Linked DNA regions of Mus musculus: region 1 is linked to region 2. A link is a loop called in an ENCODE intact Hi-C map of the cell type or tissue named here. Cell type or tissue: left cerebral cortex. All regions are shown on one strand. Links, peaks and the distances in the headings refer to the core of each region. The heading gives the core; the rest is flanking DNA.

The links. Peaks named below come from ENCODE experiments on the same cell type or tissue, not always from the same donor. Only the 100,000 strongest peaks of a DNase experiment are listed, where the experiment ranks them.
Region 1: it touches region 2 in a loop (7-fold over the local background); 7 of 42 quality-filtered maps call a loop at or near these places.

The regions. Positions count from the first base shown.
Region 1 is chr14:66,791,634-66,804,379 of GRCm38, forward strand. It overlaps Dpysl2 (dihydropyrimidinase-like 2), which reads right to left. Exons shown (of 14, transcript NM_001378767.1): 14 at 11,231-12,746. It also overlaps the pseudogene Gm9130. Among named protein-coding and RNA genes, the nearest start is that of Gm5464, 71 kb to the right of the region's middle. In left cerebral cortex, for the core only: a CTCF peak has its summit at 4,860 (motif pointing right); a DNase peak (open chromatin) is centred at 4,872.
Region 2 is chr14:66,945,652-66,958,397 of GRCm38, forward strand. No RefSeq gene overlaps it. Among named protein-coding and RNA genes, the nearest start is that of Gm24258, 18 kb to the right of the region's middle. In left cerebral cortex, for the core only: CTCF peaks have their summits at 5,910 (motif pointing right), 7,667 (motif pointing left) and 9,878 (motif pointing right); DNase peaks (open chromatin) are centred at 4,536 and 7,666.

The DNA.
Region 1 (12,746 bases), core at 1,686-9,685, 160 kb before region 2:
TGTTCCCTTTCTTGGCTCCATCCCAATCCCCCCTTCCCACCTACATTTAAATTCTTAGTAGCATTGCATGCATCCTGTTAAGAGAACAAGTTGAGACTCTGAGCCAAACGGCTTGATGCATTCGATGACTTCTTAGCTGTACAACCCAGTTCTGGATCAAACAAGGTCCCTGAACGCCAGTTTTTTGTTTTGTTTTGTTGGTGGTGGTGGTTTGTTTTGTTTGTTTGTTTGTTTGTTTGATCCCACAGCTAGGAGCTGCTGGCCCCAGAGCAGCGGAAATCTCATGCGCGCTGGCTGTCTTCCTCTCAGGCTCGTGCAATGCCGCCATCTACAGGCAAATGGCACACACTGCACAGCCAAGGGCCATTCGTTCTGAATTCCCTAATCAACACCTCTCACTTCTGTCCACCAGGTCTCTGTGAAAGTGAAATTAAAGGCACCAGGCAAAGGGCTGTTGTTCTCCGGATGACCTTGAGGGCTAAGATGCTCATTCTGGAAACCCGGGAAGTGCCAGTATTTCTGTTTTTCGATAGCACACTGTTTTATAAGGTAAACCCCTGGACACTTAGCACCTGTTAGTGGAAGAAACTGTTAAGTGCTTTCGGGCAAGGAATAAAACGTGTTTCTGTCCTCAAGGATCTGATAGTCACATATAAAATAGAATGAGATCATGTGACTGCTAAACACCCACTAGACCTGGAGAGCAAAGGCTAATGATATCCCCTGGAAACTTCCTATGTCTGGCATGCGTCCTGGAACATTTTATAAGCCAACTCATCTGGACCTCACATGGCCGCCGCCCTTCAGAAGGCAAAGCTGAGAGCTTCCGTGAGCATCCTGCACCCTCAGCTCAGAGCTAGGCTAGCAGTGAGCAAGAACATAGACCGGTTTTTGCTACAAAGCATTGACTCCTCATCAGGTAACCAAATGCGGGGTGCAATCCAGTGTCTGACTCCTCTACTCTCGGGCTACCTGTATAGCTCTGCACATGGATATGTCAATCACTTAAGGACTGTCTGTCTAGCCTCACTTCACCCCCCTTCCAGTCTGAAAACAGGGGTCAGTTATTATCCTAAACGTTCAGTCACCTTGAACCTCTCAGGACAGACTGCTCCTTACAACTTCCCAGAGAACAACCATCAAGTAGAGCAAGCCTGCATCCTGAAATAAACATCTCCTAAGAGCCAGACTGATCCCCCTACGTGATGATAAATATCAGGACTCCTTTCAACCATTCTGAAGAACCTGAACTGGAACAGTGGCCAGGCAGACAATGCATGACGGTGACCATACACACCTCTTGCCCCTTCCCCCAATTCTTCTTCTAAGTTTAAACCTCAAGAACCTTCATGAGAGACTTGGGGCAACGCTGAACTTCTAGATGCGTTCCTCTTCCCACAGTGACCACAGCAATAGATCTCCTAACCTGGCTTCTTCCATTACACATCTCTTTCACTGGCATAGTATAGCGAGTGGCCCACTCTAGCCTCTTGGGTTTGCACATCCATGCACTGCCACAGAGCCCATGCCCATCCACACTGTCTCCGTTAGGGTTTCCATTGTTGTGATTGACACCAGGACCAAGGGAACTCTTATAAAGGACAGCGTTTAATTGGGGCTGGCTTACAGGTTCAGTCCAGTATCATCAAGGCAGGAACATGACAGCATCCAGGCAGGCATGGTGCAGGAGGAACTGAGAGTTCTACATCTTCATCTGAAGGCTGCTTGGGGAAGACTAGAAGCTAGAAGAAGTGTCTCAGAGCCCACCCCTACAGTGACACTTTCTCAAACAAGGCCACACTTACTCCAATAAGGCCATGACTCCTAATAATATCACTCAAACAATGACACACAGTGACTTTAGCAAAAAAAAAAAAAATGTCCAAGGCGGAACCCATGCATTTCAAACTTTGTCATTTACTGGGAACATAAGACTCGAGTTAGAGAAATGGCTCAGCAGTTACTAGTCTTCATTGCCTTTATAGAAAGCCTGGATTCAGCTGCCAGCACCCACATTGAGTGGCTTATAGCCACTTGTAATTTCAATGCTGACATCATCTTCTGACCTCTCTGGGCACCAGCACACATGGAGTGTTTATACATACATGCAGGCACTCACACATACACATAAAATAAAAATATTTTTTAAAAAGCTTTTGGAAGGCTTGACTCTTATTTAGGCTGTTTCCAAACCCATATTTAGAGATCACACTACCTGCCTTTCTTCGCCATGTTGACATTATTAGTACTCATGTAATCATTAGCTACAACTGATGGTAGCAGATACAGAGACCCAAAGCCAAACACTAGGCAAAGCCAAGGGAACTCCACAGAAGGGGAGGGAGGAAGGATTGTAGAAGCCAGAGGGGCCAAGGACACTAGGAGAACACAGTCCACAGAGTCAACTAAGCAGGACTCATAGAGGCTCACAGAGACTGAAGCCACAACCACAGAGCCTGCCTGGATCTGAGCTAGGCCCTCTACATGCATGTATAGTTCGGTGTCCTTGGAGGACTCCTAACAGTGTGAGCAGGGTGCCTCTGACTATTGCCTGGTCTTGGGACCCTTTTCTTTCTATTGGTTTATCTTGCCCAGTCTTGACATGAGGGTTTGTGTCTGGTCTTATTGTAACTTGTTACACCATGTTTGGTTGATATCCCTAGGAGGAGGCTTGCTCTTTCTTTTTTTAAAGAAACAGAGGAGGGGGGGTGGATCTGGGGGTGGGGAAAGTCAGGGGAGGCTGGGAGGAGAGGAGGGAGGGGAAATTTTGGTCGGGATGTAGTATATAGGAGAAAATGATCATTAGCCACTAAGACAAATGGAGGAATAGAGGACGGTATTGCAAGCAGATACTCTGGGGTTGAAATCCACAGAGATGTGTAACTGGCTCCAGGGTCTCAGAGCTCTCAGTCTACCACAAGGAATAACTCACCTCACTGGTCAGCAGGCGATAACACCCATATCTCACCCTTCATCTTTCTCTCAGGTGTGATTCCATCAGTTGAGACTTTTCTTGTTTTTCTCCTGAAGTCTCTAAACCAAGCCTCTCCCCTCTCCTCTAAATTCAAGGCATTGTCTTCATCCTGCCAAGCTCTTGAGCTAGCAAATGACATTGAACGTGACCTTTGCTCATCATTTAAGATGGATCTCTCTATTTGTTAAAGCAAAACACCTACAAAATAGGAAGAGGATACATATATCATCTCCTGGTTGGGCCACTTCTCAAGGCATGAGCCAAAGCATTAAGTTGCCAAAAGATACCTTTTACCTAGGCAGAAGATAGTGTGTTGTTTCTTTGTGATAAAATAACCTGGCAAAAGCAACTGAGAAAACGTGGATACATTTAGACTAACTGCAATTTAGAAAAAGTGGACTCACGCTAAGAGTTCCCTTCACTAGTTTTGTTCTACCCTATCTCTGATATTTAGTGATGGCTATCAACCACACAGAATCTAGAATTATCCTGCCGATTGTGCCCTCTGGCCATGCCTACAAAGAATTATCTTTATCATGTTATATGATCTAGGAAGACCCAGGCTAAAAGTAGGCAGCACCAATCCACATTTTCTGGCATGGTGACTGTCCCTAGCAGTTGTTGTACAAAGGTGGTGGTATCGGAAGGAGACTTTATTAGTGATGTTTCTGTACGAGAACACCTGAGAAAATCAATTTAAGGGGGAAAAGGGAGTTTATTGGGGCTTATGGTTTGAGGGTACAGTCTGTGGTGACAGGGAAGGAGGGCATGATGACAGGAGGCAGCTGGTCATATGGTGCTTGCAGCCAGGAAACAGAGCAATAAACTCTGGTGCCCAGTTGTCTTTCTTCTTTTTCTCCCCCTTTTCCCTATAGTCTGAGCTTCCAGTTCACAGGATCATTGTCATTCACAGTTGAGCATGAGTAATCTCACTTCAAATAGATCTCCAGGGAAATAAATGCCTGCAAAGAGAGCCCCTGGGGTATGTCTTCTAGATGATTCCAAATCCTCTCAAGTTGACTATGAGATTGACCATCACGTGACCTGTTAGAAAGTCCATAGCTCACTGAAGGTAAGATCTAGTTCACTCACACACACACACACACACACACACACACACACACACACACACATACACACACTCATACACACTATCTTAATTAGGGTTTTACTGCTGTGGAAAGACACTATGACCAAGACAACTCTTATAAAGGAAAGCATTTCATTGGAGCTGGCTTTCAGTTCCAGAGGTTCAGTCCATTATTATCCTGATGGGAAGCATGGCAGCTTGCAGGCAGACATGATGCTGGAGGAGCCAAGAGTTCTACCCCTAGATCTGAAGGGAGTCGTGAGGAGACTGGATCCCACATTAGGTGGAGCTTGAGCATAGGAAACCTCAAAGCCCATCCCCACAGTGACACACATCCTCCAACAAGACCACACCTACTCCAACAAGGCCATACCTCCTAATAGTGCCACTCCCTGTGGGCCAAGTATTCAAACACATGAGTGTATGGGGTCCAAACCTATTCAACCAGCACAGATGCTATAGTCAGGGCAGTCCTTCAGGACCATGGGGAAGGCTTAGGTTGGAGAAAATTATGAGACCTGTACAGAAAGTTAAAACGCCTATCACTTGATCCTGTGGGTACAGGGAAAGAAAGCTATGGGTGGCTAATGCGGCTGGAGATCATAGAATGGAAGGTGTGAGTAGGAGGGATAAAGAAGTCTTCCTTCCCACCAGTGAGATGGAACACTACGCTCCACGGAGGGCTTGACCTTCTCTTCCTGTCCCTACTTTTGATGAAGCCACCCAGGACTACATCCCCAGCCTCCTCATTACCGATTTTAATACATAAGAGGAAAGATGCATCTCTTCCCAGCCCAGCAGAGGGTGCACAACATCACAGAGTGGTGAGGAAGAGCAGCCCTTTCTCCCCTAGACATCTCCAGATGGGTGACAAAGGCATCTATGGAGTGACAGGAAAGGCCAAGCAAGATGACCCTCAGAAAGGGAAGGCTTGGGAGATGGCTTAGTCACTAAAGTGCTTGTTGTCTAAGCATCCGGGCTTGAGTTCAGTACCCAGAACCTGTGTAAAAAGCCTTGTGATTCTGGTGCTGAGGAGACCAAGACAGGAGGCTCCTCAGGGCTGGCTGGACAACCTAGCAAACATAGCTTAATCAGAGGGCTCCCAGCCAATGGGACATCCTCTCTCAAAGTGGGAGGAAAAAGGATAGATGACATTCTGAGGAATGATACCTGTCATGGTTTGTATATTCTTGGACCAGGGAGTGGCACCATTTGAAGGTGTGGCCTTGTTGGAATAGGTGTGTCACTGTGAGTGTGGGCATAAGATCCTCACCCTAGTTGCCTGGAAGTCAGTCTTCCACTAGCAGCCTTTGGATGAAGATGTAGAACTCTCAGCTCCTCCTGCACCATGCCTGCCTGGGTGCTGCCATGCTCCCACCTTGATGGTAATGGACTGAACCTCTGAACCTGTAAGCCAGCCCCAACTAAATGTTGGTTTTTTTATAAGACTTGCTGTGGTCACGGTGTCTGTTCACAGCAGTAAAACTCTAACTAAGACAATACCCAAGATTGGCTTCTGAGCTCATGCACACATGTGCACACAAGTAAGCACACATACACACAGAGACAGAGACACAGGGGAAGAGAGAGAGAGAAAAGGGGGGAGGGGAGGGGGAGGGGGAGGGAGAGGGAGAGGGAGGGAGGGAGGGAGAGAGAGAGAGAGAGAGAGAGAGAGAGAGAGAGAGAGAGAGAGAGAGAGAGAGAGAGAAAGAGAAAGAGAAAGAGAGAAAGAGGAAAAGAGAAGAAAACCAGACACTACATCTGGGGTCCACTTAGAAGAAGTATAAAGTAAACAAAGATTTTGAGTGCATCCAGAGCACATTCAGTTGTGTGTGTGTGTGTGTGTGTGTGTGTGTGTGATATGATCCTTGTAAAATGATGACTAAAATTATGTATATATTAATACAGGAAATGGGCTGAAGAGATGGCTCAGGAGTTAAGAGCACTGGCTGCTCTTCCAGAGGTCCTGAGTTCAACTCCAGAAACCACATGGCGGCTCACAACCATCTGTCATGGGATCCAATACCCTCTTCTGGTGTGTCTGAAAGCAACCAAGGTGTATTCACATATATAAAATAAATACAACTTATCATTATGGTAGCAGTTATTCTCTAACCAGCTGTTTTCCAAATAAAGACTCGGAGACCTTTTCGATTTATTTTTTTTCCTGGTACTGGTACTTTATGTCTTTGTGTACATTAGGCCATGAATTCATATGGAATGGGCTCCAACAGCTCAGGCTCTTTTCTGTTAGTCCTCACAAAGTGTGCTTCTCTGGGTGGCGCAGGCTGGCGCTTCAGCTGCACCCAGGTGCCCTTCTCTTTGGCTTCCTATTTCTTCTGGTCGTTCTCCTTCACCCGCTTCAGGAAGCTGCCTCTGCTCTTTGAGTGCTCGATGTGCTCAATCCGCACATTGATCCTCTTGGCCAGAATTTTGCCCTTAACTTGCTTGTTGACAATGATGCCCACGGCATGCTGGGTGACATTGTAAACTCTTCCGGTTTTGCCGTGGTAGCACTTATGGGGCATTCCTTTTTGAACAGTGCCTATTCCCCTGATGTCTACAATATCATCCTTCTTGTAGATTCGCATGTATGTGGCCAAAGGAACAACGCCATGTTTCCTAAAAGGCCTAGAGAACATGTACCGGGTGCCTCTCCTCTTTCCCTTTGTGTTCGTCATTTTGGTGAGTTACTGGAAGATGGTTGTGGCGACCTGACCTTTTCGATTTATAACCAGCCTTATAGCTTTACAGCTGGGCAGGTATTAACCCTATAAGCTACCTTGTCTGATTCCCTGACAAAGTCCCCATGAACACTTTCATCTGTTCTGTTTGTGCTGCTCTTGCTTCGTCGGGCCATCCCTCACAACCAGATGGCCCATATTACCCCATGTTGACTTTCTTCTTCCTGTCCCCTTCTCTCCCCTTGTGGTCCCTACATGAGACCCCAACCCTGGGAACCTTTGCCCCATCTGCCTAGCTACAGGCTGTCAGCAACTTTTATTAGCCAATTAGAGGTCATTGCAGGTAAGCTTTACACAACCAAGGCTGTGTACCTGAGAATCTGCTCATCTTGAGGCCACCAGATCTTGGGATACAGGATTTAGCATTTGAATACATAGCAGTGAACCAAACCCTAATCGGCCATGGACAAGGTCATGGCTGGTGTACTATAGAGCTGTCTTCTCTCTTCCTACTGAACAAGTCAAGATGGCTGGAGGTCCTGTGTGGAACGATGGGTTTGTTAGGACAAAGCTAGTTTCTGTATCTGTAAAAGCAATGAGGCTTAACAGTCAAAGTTAATCACACAAACCTGTCATGTATTATTTAATCATAAGACTTTATAAACCCTGGCCCTTGGTCTTCCCCAGCCCTTACAGTGTTCCTCTCATGAGCCTTCAGACTATGTGTAGCCTTGAGCCAAAGCTGGGCTTCCTCCAGCATTAGTGAAGCCCTGGTGCTCAGGGCTCCCATCATCTGTCATCTCCTGTAGGCACCATCCCTCTCCTGGTGCTCAGGGCTCTCCTTGTCTGTCACTCAGTGGGCACCAGCCCTCTTCTGGTGCTCAGGGCTTCCCCCTTTTGTCACTCAGTGGGCACCAGTCCCTTTCAGTTGCTCAGGGCTCTCCTCATCTGTCATCCTGTGGGCCCTAGCCTTATCCTGGCACTAAAGCTTAACCAACTAACAAGACATTTAGTATCTAGGTCACTTTGCCCTTTTCAAATATTATTTTTGCAAAGGATTCTCGTAGACATTATTTTACCTACAGCCCGAGGTCCTTGTAGGAATTAATTGCGTGTAACTTGTGTATATATACACATCGTTTTTTTTTTTCTACCATCCCATCACGCTTTTCCCAAAGCTTCTTTGTAAAACTGAACATCTTCAAAATACTACTTTCCTGACAACTCTCATCATCTCCTAGGTTACCATTACCCTGGATTTTTGAGTGTAGTACACACTGTCTGGACTCCTGACTAGCGTCTACATATGTATGAATATGTATGGTGTGGTCATCCCACACACTCTGTGCTTGCCCATGTTTTCCTCACGCTGGATGACCTGCACAGTCTGTTTCCCTGGTGCTCTCCACCCTCTGGCCCCCACCCTTCTGAGCAGGAGCATTCTCATAAGAGATCGTGGATGACAGCAATTGGATATACACCTGTTGCTTGCTTTATGCATTAAGCAATGCAGCCTTCCCCTCTTTAAGTGCTTCTCAGACAGTTAGCCAGAGAGGGGTGTGTTTTCTGTATCTATTATGGATCCATTTTGAATTCTTCTTTCCTTTCCATTGACTACTTTATTTATATTGCTGTCTCTCTTAATTGATCATTTATAAGGCTTTACATCGAGAAAGTCCAGTTTGCTGTTTTCGTTTTTTCTTTTCTCCATTTAGATTTTCTGGATTGGGTGGAATGGCGTGTGCTTATAATTTCAGCATTCAGGAGACTGAAGAAGAAGAATCATGAGTTCAAGGCTAGGCTGAGAGACCTAGGGAAACAGTGCTTCCAAAAAGCAAATATATTTGAAGAGTGGAGGGATGGCTCGGTGGTTATGTGGTTAAGAGAACTTGCTGTTCTTGCAGAGAACCCAGGTTCAATTCCCAGTACCTCCTGCATGATGGCTCACAATCAACTGTCACTACAACTCCAGGGGATCTGATACCTTCTTCTGGTCTTCTTGGGCATGTTTTGCAATATTAAATTACAAATACACATAATATTATATATTATTAATAATTATATATTATTATAATATATTGTGCAAATATATTATTAGTAATAGTTATACATTATATTACATAAATGTGTATTGTATATACATATATATGTATATATTCCATATATATGTGTGTATATATATATGTGTGTGTGTGTGTGTGTATATATATATATATATGTGTGTGTGTGTGTGTGTGTGTGTGTGTATATGTGTATATATATTTATTTATTTATTTATTTCTGGGACACTGACTTGACTCTGAGCTGTACACTCCCTTATCTATTTGCCAGCCCAATGTCACCTACTTCATGACTTTTTGCAAAGATGAGCTCAGTTAAGGGGCACAGAGGTCTTACATAGCACAGCACCTGGTGTGTCATAATGAATGTTAGCTGTCAGCCCTGTGCCTTTAACCAACAGATTGTTTGGAAACAGAGGATGCCATCTCCAACAACCTCCTCCAATCTTCAACAGCTTCTACAATCTACCAATCTAGACCTTGGGTGATTACAAATCATTTCTTGATGTTTAGTTCTTTGGAAAGACATGGGGGACACTGTTGCTGGCAGTCTCCTGGTGTCCCTTTGTACCGCTCTGCTCCATCCACACTTCTTTCCTGGCTTGTGGTTCACCAAAGAGTGAGGAAAGCTGGGGAATGAACCCAGAGACCATTGCCAGGTCCCATACTGAGAGCTAGGTTTTCTCAATCCACTCCTGCTCAGTAGCGTCGTGGAGTGGATCCCCATGCCAGCTGATGGGAGAAGAGACAGCTGTGCTCTGCTAAGAGAATGCAGGCTACAGAACCTTGCTTGCCTGAGGATGGAGCCTTCTGCTCAGGGCAGTGTGAGGCTTGAGCACATCCTCCAAGCTGGCATGACTTAGATATGTCCTAGCATTTCCCTTCTGGCCTCTTTGGGCTTTCATGCATGTGTCTAGACTAAAGCATACCAACAGTGACATGGCTGACTGGACTTAACCATGCCACCAGCTACCTGGGCCACCTTCAGGTATGGTGGAAAATCCCTCCTCTAGCTTATCTCTTGCCATTCAAGAGGAGTGGCCGACAGTTGATGAGATGCTATCATCCAGAGCATGGACTTCAAGCTGGGATACCTGGATCGCTTTAAGTCCCTGCTCAAGAAGAACCACCTCCCAGGGCCTGCATGGGCCTCTCTGGGGTCTATCCTGCAAAACCTGACCCCCAAGGGGTTGAGTAGACTGTGGACTTGAAAGTTACAAGGTGCACAGGCCCTTCTTTGTGTGGAGGGCGTCTGGGGAATGATGGGATGAATGCGAGGTCGTCATTGTTCTCACGTGGGTTCCTCGTGGTTGAAGAAGAGTTGATGCTCCCCCTTCCCACATGCCTGACCACAAAGCCACCCCCCACACTCTACTTTATGGCTCCTAGAAGAAGCCAGGCCTTTCCTTCTGGAAGCAGACTCTCTTTTATTTCACCCTTAACCAGGCTCAATGTTGTAACTAGCCATCATAGGTCATGCCGAGTGTGTGAAGGATCCAAGCAGCTATCTCTTGGTCTAAGCCACTTGGGGCCTCCTGCTTTCCTGTCTTCTTGCCTTAAGGATGACGTCATCTTTTTCTTTTCTTTTCTTTTCTTTTCTTTTCTTTTCTTTTCTTTTCTTTTTTAAGGGATGATCTCATTATGTCACCCAGTCTCTCCTCGCCCTCCGGAATGCTTGGCATTTGCCCCTGTGAATCACCAGGCTGGGCCTGTGTAATTCTGTGTGTTGCCTCATATACAGTTTAGACAATAATAAATAGTGATAATAATGATAGGATGTTGTGGGGTGGGGGTAAACCATCCCTAACATATGATAGGCACAAGATGCCCAAAGCACACATCTTCTTCATTCAGAACCAACAGCACTCAAAGCAAGGAACTGTGCAAACTGATACCCAGAAACCCAGCCTGACTCTCACCCCCACCAGCATCCTCCATCCTGAGCTGATGATGGAAGCCTAGGCCTTGGTCCTGGTTTCGACAGCACCTCCACTGAGGTGTCGGGACACTCTAGGCAATCTCTTTCTCCCCTGCACCCATGTAGTGAGAAGATTTCCCAGAGTAAACACATGAGAAGCAAGCCCAGCACCTCGACTAAAACCCCACCTCGCCTTCTGTGGCCCCACTTGAACCCCAGGTTCAAATTTGGCTTGGCACTCCGGGATGCTCACTGCCTTTCCGGGATGGGGTTTTAAGACACTGATGATCCTCAGCCTCCGTGGTCCTCATCCCCCAGGAATGGCACTACATGGGTTGAGAATTCATCCTGTAGCCAGGATACTCACAGGAACCTGGGATGAGCATGGGGGTGAGCACTCATGGGCTGGACCAAGCCCAAGGCTAAGCCAGGCCAGGGCTTCCCCATGCATCACGTCAGAGGAGAGGCCGACACACTGTGGGAGTCTCAATACAGACACACCTCTGAAACAACCACATTTTGCTTTATTGGGTGTTCCGTGGTAATATAACACAGACTTCTTAAGGAATAATAAACACGAGACTTGTATTTTACCATAATTATTTTGCCATTAAGACAGTGGTTACAAAAAATAAAACAAAAATTAAAAGAAAAAAAGTACCTTTCTGGCTACACACATGATCAGCTTTAGCACTGAAAGGTCCCCCCTCATGGGTCACAATCACAGGTTCAAGGGTTCAAAACCATCTAGCGGTAAATCCTACAATGATTTAGAGCATCAAGTCACTGCAGTTATTCAGTTCTGAGACACTGTTGACTTAGTTTAGCATTTACATATGACATTCATTTAACAGACACAGAAAGCGAGCCAACGGGTAAACATGCTTACACGGACTGCGGAAATCTTCAGGTTTAAAACTGTTGTGTTGTATTGTGTTGTGTTGTGTTTTTAAGAAAATGACCAAAAACAACCAAAAGGGCCACGGCCCCATACAAGAAACATCAGGAGTAAATGGTGAAGAGCTGCAAGTTTCTCAGAATCCAAACAAATAAACAGGGAGAAAAAAAAAGTGGTTTCTGGTGTTCAAATTTCCTCTCTAAGTGCAGGTAAAAAAAAAAAAAGAGCAAATATATTAAGTCAACCAATTTTTAAAAGTGCAATTTACCTTTAAAACAACAAAATTAACAACAAACCCAAAATCCCAACCCTTAACCCCCAAAGACAAAACGTGTGGACACTCAAGGAATCACGAATTTTTTTTGATGCTCTGCTTCATACCAGCAGACTGGAATCATAAAAGCCTATGAGGTCAACCTAACACTGCTTGCAGACTGGAGTCATAAAAGCCTATGGACCTAACACTGCTTACAGGGACCTGTAAACACATCTGGAAAGAAATATGACAGAAGTCAGCAAGTACAGAAAGAAGCCAGCTAGTGAAGACCTGTCACTGTGACAGGAAGAGGAAGGGTGACAGATAGGAGGTGACATGGTCTCTAAGAGGCGATGTGATCTCTAAGCGGGCTATGCGTTCAGTGTGTACAGTTTTCTTCCCATGAGATATTGTTTCCCAAAATAGGGTTGTCCCTCTTGTAAAAGACTTGAAGTCTAAGTATCCCAAAGATTTCTACCTTCCACCACCATGTTAGACCTTTTGAGAAAAAAAAAAAAAAAAAAAACTGTACAGAAAAAAAAAAAAAGTTCCCCCACCACAACACACACACTGAGAAGTCCCAACATTCTAGAATCCCCAAAGACACTTCCTGACAAAGGCTGGAAGGGGCTCCTCCACAGAGAGAATGGCCCCATCTTGGCTGGCTCCGCCACAGGGAGACTGGTCTCAGCTTGGGGGCTGGGTTTACAGATTTGACTGGAAACTGTCACTTCTACAGCCTAACTCCTCATCTTTCCACCACATGTGACTCTATTCTTGGCCCACATGTGACAATATTGGTGACATAATCGGGGCCATTCCTGTGTCTGGCAAGCCTCAAGCTCAGCCACCTCCTAGTGATGGGA
Region 2 (12,746 bases), core at 2,899-10,898:
CAAACTATTCCACAAAATAGAAGTAGAGGGAACTCTACCCAACTCATTCTATGAAGCCACAATTACTCTGATACCTAAACCACAGAAAGATCCAACAAAGATAGAGAACTTCAGACCAATTTCCCTTATGAATATCGATACAAAAATACTCAATAAAATTCTCGCTAACTGAATCCAAGAACACATTAAAGCAATCATCCATCCTGACCAAGTAGGTTTTATTCCAGGGATGCAGGGATGGTTTAACATACAAAATCCATCAATGTAATCCATTATATAAACAAACTCAAAGACAAAAACCACATGATCATCTCGTTAGATGCGGAAAAAGCATTTGACAAGATCCAACACCCATTCATGATAAAAGTCTTGGAAAGATCAGGAATTCAAGGCCCATACCTAAACATGATAAAAGCAATCTACAGCAAACCAGTAGCCAACATCAAAGTAAATGGTGAGAAGCTTGAAGCAATCCCACTAAAATCAGGGACTAGACAAGACTGCCCACTTTCTCCCTACCTATTCAACATAGTACTTGAAGTCCTAGCCAGAGCAATTTGACAACAAAAGGAGATCAAGGGGATACAAATTGGAAAAGATGAAGTCAAAATATCACTTTTTGCAGATGATATGATAGTATATATAAGTGACCCTAAAAATTCCACCAGAGAACTCCTAAACCTGATAAACAGCTTCAGTGAAGTAGCTGGATATAAAATTAACTCAAACAAGTCAATGGCCTTTCTCTACACAAAGAATAAACAGGCTGAGAAAGAAATTAGGGAAACAACACCCTTCTCAATAGTCACAAATAACATAAAATATCTTGGTGTGACTCTAACTAAGGAAGTGAAAGATCTGTATGATTAAAAACTTCAAGTCTCTGAAGAAAGAAATTAAAGAAGATCTCAGAAGATGGAAAGATCTCCCATGCTCATGGATTGGCAGGATCAACATTGTAAAAATGGCTATCTTGCCAAAAGCAATCTACAGACTCAATGCAATCCCCATCAAAATTCCAACTCAATTCTTCAACGAATTAGAAAGAGCAATCTGCAAATTCATCTGGAATAACAAAAACCCTAGATAGCAAAAACTCTTCTCAAGGATAAAAGAACCTCTGGTGGAATCACCATGCCTGACCTAAAGCTTTACTACAGAGCAATTGTGATAAAAACTGCATGGTGCTGGTATAGTGACAGACAAGTAGACCAATGGAATAGAATTGAAGACCCAGAAATGAACCCACACACCTATGGTCATTTGATCTTCGACAAGGGAGCTAAAACCATCCAGTGGAAGAAAGACAGCATTTTCAACAAATGGTGCTGGCACAACTGGTTGTTATCATGTAGAAGAATGTGAATCAATCCATTCCTATCTCCTTATACTAAGGTCAAATCTAAGTGGATCAAGGAACTTCACATAAAACCAGAGACACTGAAACCTATAGATGAGAAAGTGGGGAAAAGCCTCGAAGATATGGGTACAGGGGAAAAATTCCTGAATAGAACAGCAATGGCTTGTGCTGTAAGATCGAGGATTGACAAATGGGACCTCATGAAACTGCAAAGCTTCTGTAAGGCAAAAGACACTGTCAATAAGACAAAAAGGCCACCAACAGATTGGGAAAGGATCTTTACCTATCTTAAATCAGATAAGGGACTAATATCCAATATATATAAAGAACTCAAGAGGGTGGACTCCAGAAAATCAAATAACCCCCTTAAAAGATGGGGCTCAGAGCTAAACAAAGAATTCTCACCCGAGGAATACCGAATGGCTGAGAAGCACCTGAAAAAATGTTCAACATCCTTAATCATCAGAGAAATGCAAATCAAAACAACCCTGAGATTCCATCTCACACCAGTCAGAATGGCTAAGATCAAAAATTCAGGTGACAGCAGATGCTGGCGAGGATGTGGAGAAAGAGAAACACTCCTCCATTGTTGGTGGGATTGCAAGCTTGTACAACCACTCTGGAAATCAGTCTGGTGTTTCTTCAGAAAATTGGACATAGTACTACTGGAGGATCCCGCAATACCTCTCCTGGGCATATATCCAGAAGATGTCCTGACCGGTAAGAAGGACACATGCTCCACTATGTTCATAGCAGCCTTATTTATAATAGCCAGAAGTTGGAAAGAACCCAGATGCCCCTCAACAGAGGAATGGATACAAAAAATGTGGTACATTTACACAATGGAGTACTACTCAGCTATTAAAAAGAATGAATTTGTGAAATTCCTAGGCAAATGGTTGGACCTGGAGGGCATCATCCTGAGTGAGGTAACACAATCACAAAAGAACTCAAATGATATGTACTCACTGATAAGTGGATATTAGCCCAGAAACTTAGTATAGCGAGATATAAGGTACAATTTGCAAAACACATGAAAATGAAGAACAAAGACCAAAGGGTGGACACTTTGCCCCTTCTCAGAATTGGAAACAATCACCCATGGAAGGAGTTACAGAGACAAAGTTTGGAGCTGAGACAAAAGGATGGACCATCTAGAGACTGCCATATCCAGGGATCCATCCCATAATTAGCCTCCAAATGATGACACCATTGCATACACTAGCAAACGTTTGTTGCAAGGACCGTGATATAGCTGTCTCTTGTGAGACTAGGCCGGGGCCTAGCAAACACAGAAGTGGATGCTCACAGTCAACTATTGGATGGATCACAGGGCCCCCAATGGAGGAGCTAGAGAAAGTATCCAAGGAGCTAAAGAGATCTGCAACCCTGTAGGTGCAACATTATGAACTAACCAGTACCCCGGAGCTCTTGACTCTAGCTGCATATGTATCAAAAGATGGCCTAGTCGGCCATCACTGGAATGAGAGGCCCATTGGACAGGCAAACTTTATATGCCCCAGTACAGGGGAACGCCAGGGCCAAAAAATGGGAATGGGTGGGTAGGGGAGTGGGAGGGGGAGGATGTGGGGGACTTTTGGGATAGCATTGGAAATGTAATTGAGGAAAATACGTAATTAAAAAAAAGCAAAACATAGTGGGTCAACAGACAGGGATCTGGCTGCTGTTCACAGTACCAAGCAAGAAGGTGCCCCCCACTGCCATGCGGTGTAGCCAGGAGGTAGGCTGGGAGGCAGAAGGGACACACGGAGAGGCAGACAGGCATGCAGCAGGCTTGGCACTTGCTTATGAGTGGCTAGGCTGGAAGAATGGTGCCCTCAAATGTAAGAGTCCCATAAAGGAAGTGTCAGGCATGGCTGGTGTGTATGGGAAGGGCACGCTCCCAAGGGTGTTCTTTATTATCTGATGGCAGCTGGCTCACACAGGGAGGGCATCAAGGACTCAGGCGAGTTGTCAGAGCATGAGAAGTTTTAAAAGTCTGCTTTCTACAGGGGCTCAGTGTCTGACAAGCATACATGGCCAGTGATGGATGCCGAGCCTTCCTGAACTGCCAAGATGCTGAATCTTTCCAGAGCTCCACCAGGAGAGACTGGGGAGGCCCCAGACTCCAGCTCTGCCTGGAACCAAGCTCCTAGATTCAGTGAGACTCAGTTTCTACTTCCTGATTGTGTGGGCAGCTTAGACATGCTAAAGGCCTTCGTGACACAAGCCAGGGGTGGAGGCCTAAGCCTGTAACACCAGCAGGCAGTGGCCTGAGGCAGGAGAATAGAGTTTGAGGAGGACCCGGGCAAGATCTTGCCTCAAAAATAAAAATAAAAATGAGGAGCTGGCAATGTCAGCTGAGGGTCATCAGGCAAGGGCAGTGCCCCCCCCCCCCAAGGCTGCTTGCCAGAGCTTGATTCCCTAGAACCCACAGGGCAGAAGGGGAGCTGACTCTCAAAAGTTGTCCTCTGGCCTCCACAAACATTCACGGCTCCTTTCCTCATACAAAATGAATAAACAAATAAATGTTAAAAATAAGAAGAAAAAGAAAAGGAAGGGAGGGAGGGAGGGAGGGAGGGAGGAAGGAAGGAAGGAAGGAAGGAAGGAAGGAAGGAAGGAAGGAAGGAAGGAAGGAAGGAAGGAAGGAAGGAAACCAAAATGGTGGTTGCAATACTTACTGGCTTCAGCAGTTTTCCACAAGGAGGTGGACTCTGCCAGCCTAAGGCCCGTCTGTCTGAGTGACAAGAGGCCAGTGCTCATGTCTCACTCGGCCACCTCTGCAAGCTGGAATGATTTACCTCAGCAGTTCCATTTTTCAAGGAATAATAGTAATAAATAGTACCTGCCCCACCTACTGGAGACCACATGATGCCGACTGGAAGGCACTCACGTGTTCCACAGAAACCGTAAGTGTGGTGAATGCCTCCACTTCTAGAAGCTTCTCCTAGCCTTCATTTCTCTCTGGGCGGCATTAGCACTTTCACAGGCTTGGAATACAGGATTTAATAAATCTTATCTGACTTTTGAGGGGCCAGGAGCCCCCAGCTGTCACCTGGGCTGCACGTCTTATGAAGAGTGGCAGATGGCAAACGTGCGTGGGAGCAGCTGCGAGACGTCACACGTCACTAGGGAGGCACAGATGGAAGCCACCGCAGGGACCAGGGTACACACACCTCTTAGAATGGCTGACATCCAAGGTTCTGACGGTCACAAGCAAGGGTGGGGCGGCAGGAGCTCTCTCCTCTGCTGCTCGCTTTGAGGAAGACTGGCCTGAAGACAGCTCTGCAGCTCTGTACAAAACTAAACAGTCCGACCCAGCACGACTCAGGAGTCACACTCAGATACATCTGCTAGAAACCATGTCCACACACAAAGCTGCACACAGATGCTTACAGGGGGTGTATTTATTTCACTAAAAAGGGGAAGTGAACGGACAAACCCTACAATGTCTGAGTCTATTATCACAGGGACTGTCCAGAAGGGCAAAACCTTGGAACAATAAACCATCAGGGCGTGGCACGGCCTTGAGGTGAGATGTAGGCACGGCAGGTGCACTGGAGGGGTTTTTAGGGCAGGGAAACAACTCTGTATGACACTGTAATGATGAACAATTGTTGTCACACATCTGTCAAGACCCAGCAAACCGGCATAGCGCAGCACGGACCTAATGTAAAACTATGAAGCTCAAATGATGGTGCGCCGATATTGGCCCATAAGTGGAAAACAATGTACACTATTAAGGCGAGATGTTACCAACAGGCCAGACATAGGGGTGTTTGCCCAGATTCCCAACCTCTGGGGAGTCAGGAAGATCAGTGGTGTTCAGAAGTTCAAGTCTAGCCTTGGCAACACAGTGAGACCCTGTTCTGTTCATGAAAAACAAGGCTGGCAAGAAGACTCAGCTGGTAAGGGTGCTGTCACTTTGCCTGATGTCCTGAGTTTGAGCTCTAGAACCCATAAAGCGAAAGGAGAGGCGCATTCTCGCTCAGACTCAGTGTATGCGCATGCGCGCACCATGCCCGGAAGCTAACTTTCTGATGTCAGGTTTCTCCTACCGTGGGTCCTAGGGAGGCTTGGGTCTGGCCACGGTGCTTTGCCGGTTGGGCACATCACTGGACTGCCTTCCTAGCGTTTACAAGGATTTGTTGGCAGTTTCCTTTGCAGCGCCTCACATGTGTCTTTGCTTTGCATGCTGGATTCTGAACCCTGGTAGGTCGTGGAGAGGCTCTCTGGTCTGGGCTCTAAATGCCACCGTTTGGGCGTCCACTCTTTGTCTAGTTCGGGAAGTTGCCGCTCTGACTTTACTGAGCAGACTCTGCCTCCTGGTTTTAGCACAGCTCCTGTAGGCTGGTCTGTCTCTGATCGCTTCATCACAGCTCAGCTTCTTTTCGGATGCTGACACTTGAACTCCGAATTTCCTCAACTCCATCCACCATTTTTTTTTTTTTTTTAAATAAAATGTTCAAATCTCTTTTTTAAAAAAAGATTTATTTATTTATTTTATGAGGATGAGTACACTGTAGCTGTCTTCAGACAAACCAGAAGAGGGCACCAGATCCCATTGCAGATGGTTGTGAGCGACCATGTGGTTGCTGGGAATTGAACACAGGACCTCTGGAAGAGCAATCAGTGCTCTTAAACGCTGAGCCGTCTCTCCAGCCCTCCATTCTCCATCTTAACGTTCTTTCTTCTGCTTGGTTCAGGATGTTCGTCTACCACGAGTGACTGTGTTGGTTTGTTTTGTTTTTTTGGTTTTTTTCCCCCTTCAAAATTTTCATTTCCAACACTTCTGTTTTGTTTTCAGACTCTAATGTTCTTTGTTGAATTTTCCTGCCATGCTGCTAACTAGTGCATACATACTGACTCTCTCGTCCATTTGCTGACATTTCCTTCCATGAGCCTGACCGTCTTCTCTGGGTCCTGGATTCAGCCCACCTGTTGTCTGTATCCTCTGGAGTCACTGGTCAGTCTTACAAGTAAACGTCTGAAACCTGTGTCTCTTGCCTACCTTGGTGGCTTTGAATTCAGTGACTGGAGAGTTGGGCTCTTTTGAAGGGTCATGTTACCTGGCTTTTCCACACGCTTCTGTCCTGTGACTTTGTTAGTGGGACCTCTCTTCCAGCTTTTTTGGGGAATCTTCCTGTGAGCAGTCTAGTCTAGAGGGCTGAATCCCCAACGCTGCTCAGAGCAAAGAAAGAAAACTATTGTAACAAGGATCTCAAACCCTGCAACATACAGAATGACTGAAAAGCAGTTAGAGCCCCAAGCAGGACCAAAACTGATCTAAGCCTGGAAATGTCTAACGCAATGCAGAATGAGCTGTCAGGTTAGAAAGTTAGAGCAAATGCGGGGACAGTCAATGAGAGGAAGGAAAGACGTAGAAAGAAGGAAGGACAACAGGAGAGCAAGTTAAAGAGGGAAGAGAGAAACGAAGCAGAGCAGAATGCTTTGAAGAGCAAGAACGAGGAGTAAGAGATGATAAAAACAGATTAGCATAAGATCTCCCAGTAATTAGAAAGCTTAAAAAACAAAATCACACCCATGTAAGAAGAGGAATAAAAATTTTAAATGCTAGATTTTAAAAAAAAATGAAACTAATAAGATAAGTCAAAACAGCTGTGGCGGGCGGGGGGGGGGGAGCTAAGATTCTATTCTGCACATAGTTTTCTGTGCAGTTATAACTGTGTGAGAGGGAGAAACTGCCCGTAAGTATTGCAGCAGGGGACTCAAATAAACTTTTTTGAGAATTGGGAGTGGGGTAAAAAATTTGTCCAGTAACAAGAAAAAACTGCATGAGGGCTGGAGAGATGGCACAATGGTTGAGACCATTTCCTGCTCTTCCAGAGGACTTGGGTTTAATTCTCAACATGGCAGCTCACAACCATCTATAACTCCAAATGTCCTCTTCTGGCCTCCACAGCCAATGGGCATGGATGTGGTACACAGACATAAGTGCAAGCAAAACACTTACACACATAAAATAAAATTTTTAAAAAAGGGAATCTTTTTTTTAACTTGGAAAAGAAAAGTGAATTGACAAGATTGAGCTATAAAAGGGCATAAAGAATAAAACCACGTATTAATTGTTTTGACACAATAAAGTAAAAATACTACTAAAAACAGTTAAAAATAAAATGGGAGAAGAGGAAAGAAGAAACTAGCGAGGAGCATCAGCCCAACTGTGCACTTTGCCCTTTCTGCAGTCATTGCCTCTACTGAGCCACTACCCTGCAGATCTGATGGCTCCCGGAGTCGCCTCCTCTTTATGGCTTGCCTTCTTTGTACACTGGGGGCCTCTGCTGGCCACACGTAGCTTTGCAGTGTGGGAGCTGAGCAGGTGTCTGTGCTCCAGGACAGCCTGACTGTAAGCAGCCCCTGGGGTAGTTCATGTTCTAGCTGTGGGGTGTATCCTGAGTATACACTCCAGTGGGAGAGCAACCACAGCGCTGAGATATGTTCAAGCCGAGACCCCGTCCTCATGGCTCACAACTCGCCAAGTACAGATCTCCCTGGGCCGAGGTCAGCGGTAGGTATAGAGTATTATACCTATATAGGTTGTATAGGTAGGTATAGAGTATAGGTGACTCTGGGAGTTGACCTACCTGCTAACCTCTGGCTGAGGGTTGTCAAGTCAAGAGTTTTCTCTGCTGATGGCCACTGCTTGCTAAGCTCTTCTCTGTGCCTCCTGCCCCTGTGCGTCTCAGCCTAGTTTCTTTTCAGTGTTACCTGTGTCTTCCTGTTTGTGTACACTCCCCCCCCTTTGCCGGGTGTATGTGTGCACTCACATTCGCGTATGTATGTGCATGCATATTTGTGTGTGACTTCATGTGATATGTCACAGTGCACGTGTGAGGATCACTTACCAGCTTGGGGTTGGTTCATACTTTCCACACTGTGTGATACACAGTGCTTGCTCGCTGGTGCCTAGCTGGCCCACACACTTCCAGGGATTCCCTTGTGGCTGCCTACCATCTTGCCTTGGGAGTTCTTCAATTACAGAAGCACTGTGGTGTCCTGCTTTGTGTGGGTACCGGGATCCAAACTCAAGTCTTCACACTTGCACAGAAAGTGATTAACCCACTGAGCCATCTCCCTAGCTAGATGCCGTTGGTCTCATGCCAATTCTTTGCCTCACCCAGCTTCCATGGAGACTCTTCTTCATATATGTGTGTGTGTATATATATATTCTTTTATTAGATATTTTCCTTATTTACATTTCAAATGTTATCCCCTTTCCAGGTCTCCCTTCTGGAAACCCCCTATCCCATCCCTCCTCCCCTGCCTCTATGAGGGTGCTCCCTCACCCACCCACTCCCACCTTCCTGCCCTGGCATTCCTCTACACTGGGGCATCCAACTCCCTCAGACCTAGGGCTGCTCCTCCCACTGATGTCCAACAAGGCCATCCTCTGCCACATATGTAGCCAGAGCCATGGGTACCTCCATGTGTTGGTTGGTGGTCCAGTCCCCAGGAGCTCCAGGGGATCTGGCAGATTGACACTGTTGCTCCCTGCATGGGGCTGTAAATCCCCCAACCCCTGCACCTAGCTCCTTCAGTCCCTTCTCCAACTCCTCTATCGGTCCAATGGTTGGCTGCGAGCATCCACCCCTGTATGTCAGGCTCTGGCAGAGACTCTCGGGAGACAGCCATATCAGGCTCCCATCAGCAAGCACTTCCCGGCATCCACAATAGCATAATAGTGTCTGGGTTTGGTGACTGAATATGGGATGGACCCCCAGGATGTAGAGAAAGTGGAACACTCCTCCATTGCTGGAGGGATTGCAAGCTGGTACAACCACTCTGGAAATCAGTCTGGTGGTTCCTCAGATAATTGGACATAGTATTACCGGAGGATCCAGCAATACCTCTCCTGGGCATATACCCAGAAGATGCTCCAACTTGTAATAAGGACACATGCTCCACTATGTTCATAGCAGTCATATTTATAATAGAAGCTGGAAACAACCCAGATATCCCTCAACAGAGGAATGGATACAGAAAATGTGATACATTTACACAATGGAGTACTACTCAGCTATTAAAAACATTGACTTCATGAAATTCGAAGGCAAATGGATAGAACTTGAAAATATCATCCTGAGTGAGGTAACCCAATCACAAAAGAACACACATGGTATGCACTCACTGATAACTGGACATTTGCCCAAAAGTTCAGAATATCCAAGTTTCAATTCACAGACCACATGAAGCCCAAGAAGAAGGAAGACCAAAGTGTGGATGCTTCAGTCCTTCTTAGAAGGGGGAACAAAATACTCACAGGAGGAAATATGGAGACAAAGTATGGAACAGAGCTGAAGGACAGGCCATCCAGAGACTGGAGACTCTTCTTAACAGCACTTATGAAAGTCTTGCTCTAGAGGACCTATCGGTGAGGCTACTTGTCCATGGACAACAGGCTAACCTGCAGAGCCTGACTGCTCTCTGTGATAAAGCAATTTACTGCCCTCTTAACATAAGCAAGGGCCTTTTCCCCTACACATCCTCGCCAGCAGGAGGAGCAAGAGCACCCCACTGTTTTATTCTTACTCACTGGATTACTGGCTCAGTAGCTTCTCTTGGACGTTTACTGCAGTAGAAAATAACAGTTTCGTCTCCCTTCAATGCTATCCTTACTTATCCTTATCTTTTCTCAGGATTGGTCTCTGTTTACATTTTAGGCAGCTTTGTTCTTCCCTAGTCTGTGTGCTTCGGACTATATAAGTGCACTGGCTACTGTTTTGCCCTTGAGCAGAGGTTTTGATATGTAACAACTGTCGTGACTTTATTTCTAAGTAATTCAATTTTAAGTCCCCCTGCCCCGTCAATTGGTAGGAGCTTTTATTTCATATTCATTTGTTGCTTTATATACTTGTTACTTTAAACAACTCAAAAGTATACACTAATAAAAAAATCAAGACAATCTCTCATTCGTGTGGCTAAATATAAAAATTTCATGTTTACCTCCAACTCTTTTTACAAGAAGCAAACACTACGAATTCTTATAGGCTTGTTCATAAATTACTCTGGACATTGTCATTATTATTCGTTGTTACTTGCTGTTATTTGGTTGTGATCATCCTGCATTTTTAGAATTGAGATTTTCTTTGATATCTGGTGATCAATTTCTTTTTTAAAAAAAGATTTATTTTTATTTATGTGTATGTATGCGTGTGCATACGGAGGGGTGCCCAAGGCCAGAGAGGGCATCAGATCCCCTGGAATGGGAGTTACAGATGACAGGCACAGTGGGCGTGCTGGGGAATATACTAACCCTGGTCTTCTGGAAGAGAACCTGTGTCCCAACCACTGAGAGATCTCCATGGCCCCAGGAGGTATAGTTTTAAAAATAGATTTTTAAAAAACTTGTAATTTTAATCTTGAATTCTATTTTTGTCCGGTCTGAACAATATTTCCTTAAAAGATCCTTTTCATACAATTTAAATTTTTTATATTTATTTCTTTGCCACGCTGGGGAAACCCCAAAGCTGTGCCCACGTAGTTAAGAACTCTTCGTCTGAGCTTCACACCGAGCTTCCATCAACTGACAAATATAAATTATAGGGTACATACTTATGGGGTACCATGTGACATTCTGATGCATGATAATGTGAGGTACCTTGTCATGTGTGATGTAGACTTTTTCTACAGCCAGATACTCTTGGATTTCAGAGAGGCATTTAAGAAAACATTTAACCTCACTTCCATTTATTGAGATTCCTGGTGTGGTTAGCACATTCCTAATTTTCTTTTATGTTTGATTCTTACTGTACTTTTCTCTCCCTCTTTTCTGACTTTTGTCAGATTACGGTGCTCTTCTAATGACTTGGACGTTCTGTGTTACGGTTCCAGTTTTGTGCTGGTACCCTCTCACTTTAAACTCCGGGGTGTTTTGTTTTAAATCAGGATCTAGCGATGATCAAACTATGCCCATCCTCTTGGATACCCTGCCTGGGGGTGACAGGGAACCGAGCATCCTGAGCAAAGATGCTGTGCCCGCCAGTGTGGTTCTCAGCCGCATTCGACAAAATGAAAAGAGAAAGAACCAGGAGTCAGGCAGCAGGTTTGCCTTCTGGCTCACAAGTGGGGTCCTGGTGGCCAGGAGCCAGGAACCACCAGGAGGCTACGGGAATTACCAAGGCCCAAACTGAGGACAGGCCATAAGTTACTTGTTTTAACATGGCCTGGGAAGCGTGACTGAGAGGAAATGACTGTTGAGAAGAAGGGTTTTCCCTCACAGCATGTCACCGGGGGCCATCTGGTCGGGAGGCAGAGAGAAATGGAGGCAGGGAGCTTTACTGTGGTTAAGTGGGAAAAGCAGCACGCACTGAGGACTGGCAAGCCTTGGCAGCTTTGTCCACTGCTGCCTGGGGCCTGGCCTAGTGATGATTAGGGCAGAGCTGGATAACCACCAGTGAGGGGGCACTGGGTGATGGGGATACGGACTTTGGATCAACTGGTTTGAAAGTTGAAATCCAAACCTTTTGGATTGTCTCTAGGGAGCAGCTGGCCCCGAGAAGAACAGTCTTTCAGGATCATCAAGGCCCCAGATGGAGCACCATCCAGAAATAAGAAGGCAGTTACTATAAAAGTCTCATTAAAGTGGGAAGGCTGACGAGGACACAGGGGCAGGCAAAGATGCTGCAAAAACGGAGTAAAAACTGGCTGTGGTAGGGGCCTACTGTACTGGCTGGTTTTGTGTGTCAACTTGACACAGGCTGGAGTTATCACAGAGAAAGGAGCTTCTGTTGGGAGCCGCGCCCAGTTGGGGAAATGGCTCCATGAGATCCAGCTGTAAGGCATTTTCTCAATTAGTGATCAATGGGGGAGGGCCCCTTGTGGGTGGTGCCATCCCTGGCTGGTAGTCTTGGGTTCTATAAGAAAGCAAGCTGAGCAAGCCAGGGGAAGCAAGCTGGTAAGGAACATCCCTCCATGGCCTCTGCCTCAGCTCCTGCTTCCTGACCTGCTTGAGTTCAGTCCTGACTTCCTTTAGTGATGAACAGCAATGTGAAAGTGTAAGCTGAATAAACCCTTTCCTCCCCAACTTGCTTCTTGGTCATGATGTTTGTGCAGGAATAGAAACCCTGACTAAGACACCCACTTATTCTCTAAAAGGGATCTTGGGAAATAGTAAGCCCACAGGGGCTGAGAAGATGGTCCTGTTGGTCCTGCATGCCTCGTAAGCACAAGGACCCGAGTTCACCCCCAGGAGCCCAAATAATAGGAAAACAGAAGTGCTGGTGTGTGTTTGTAATCCCAGCTCCAGAGAGGCAGACAAGTGGATCCCTGGGGCTTACTGGCAAGCTGACCAAGCCTAACTGGTGAGACTCAGAGCAGCGAGAGACCCTGCCAAAACCCAGAATGGCTAAGTCATGAGGAATGGCCC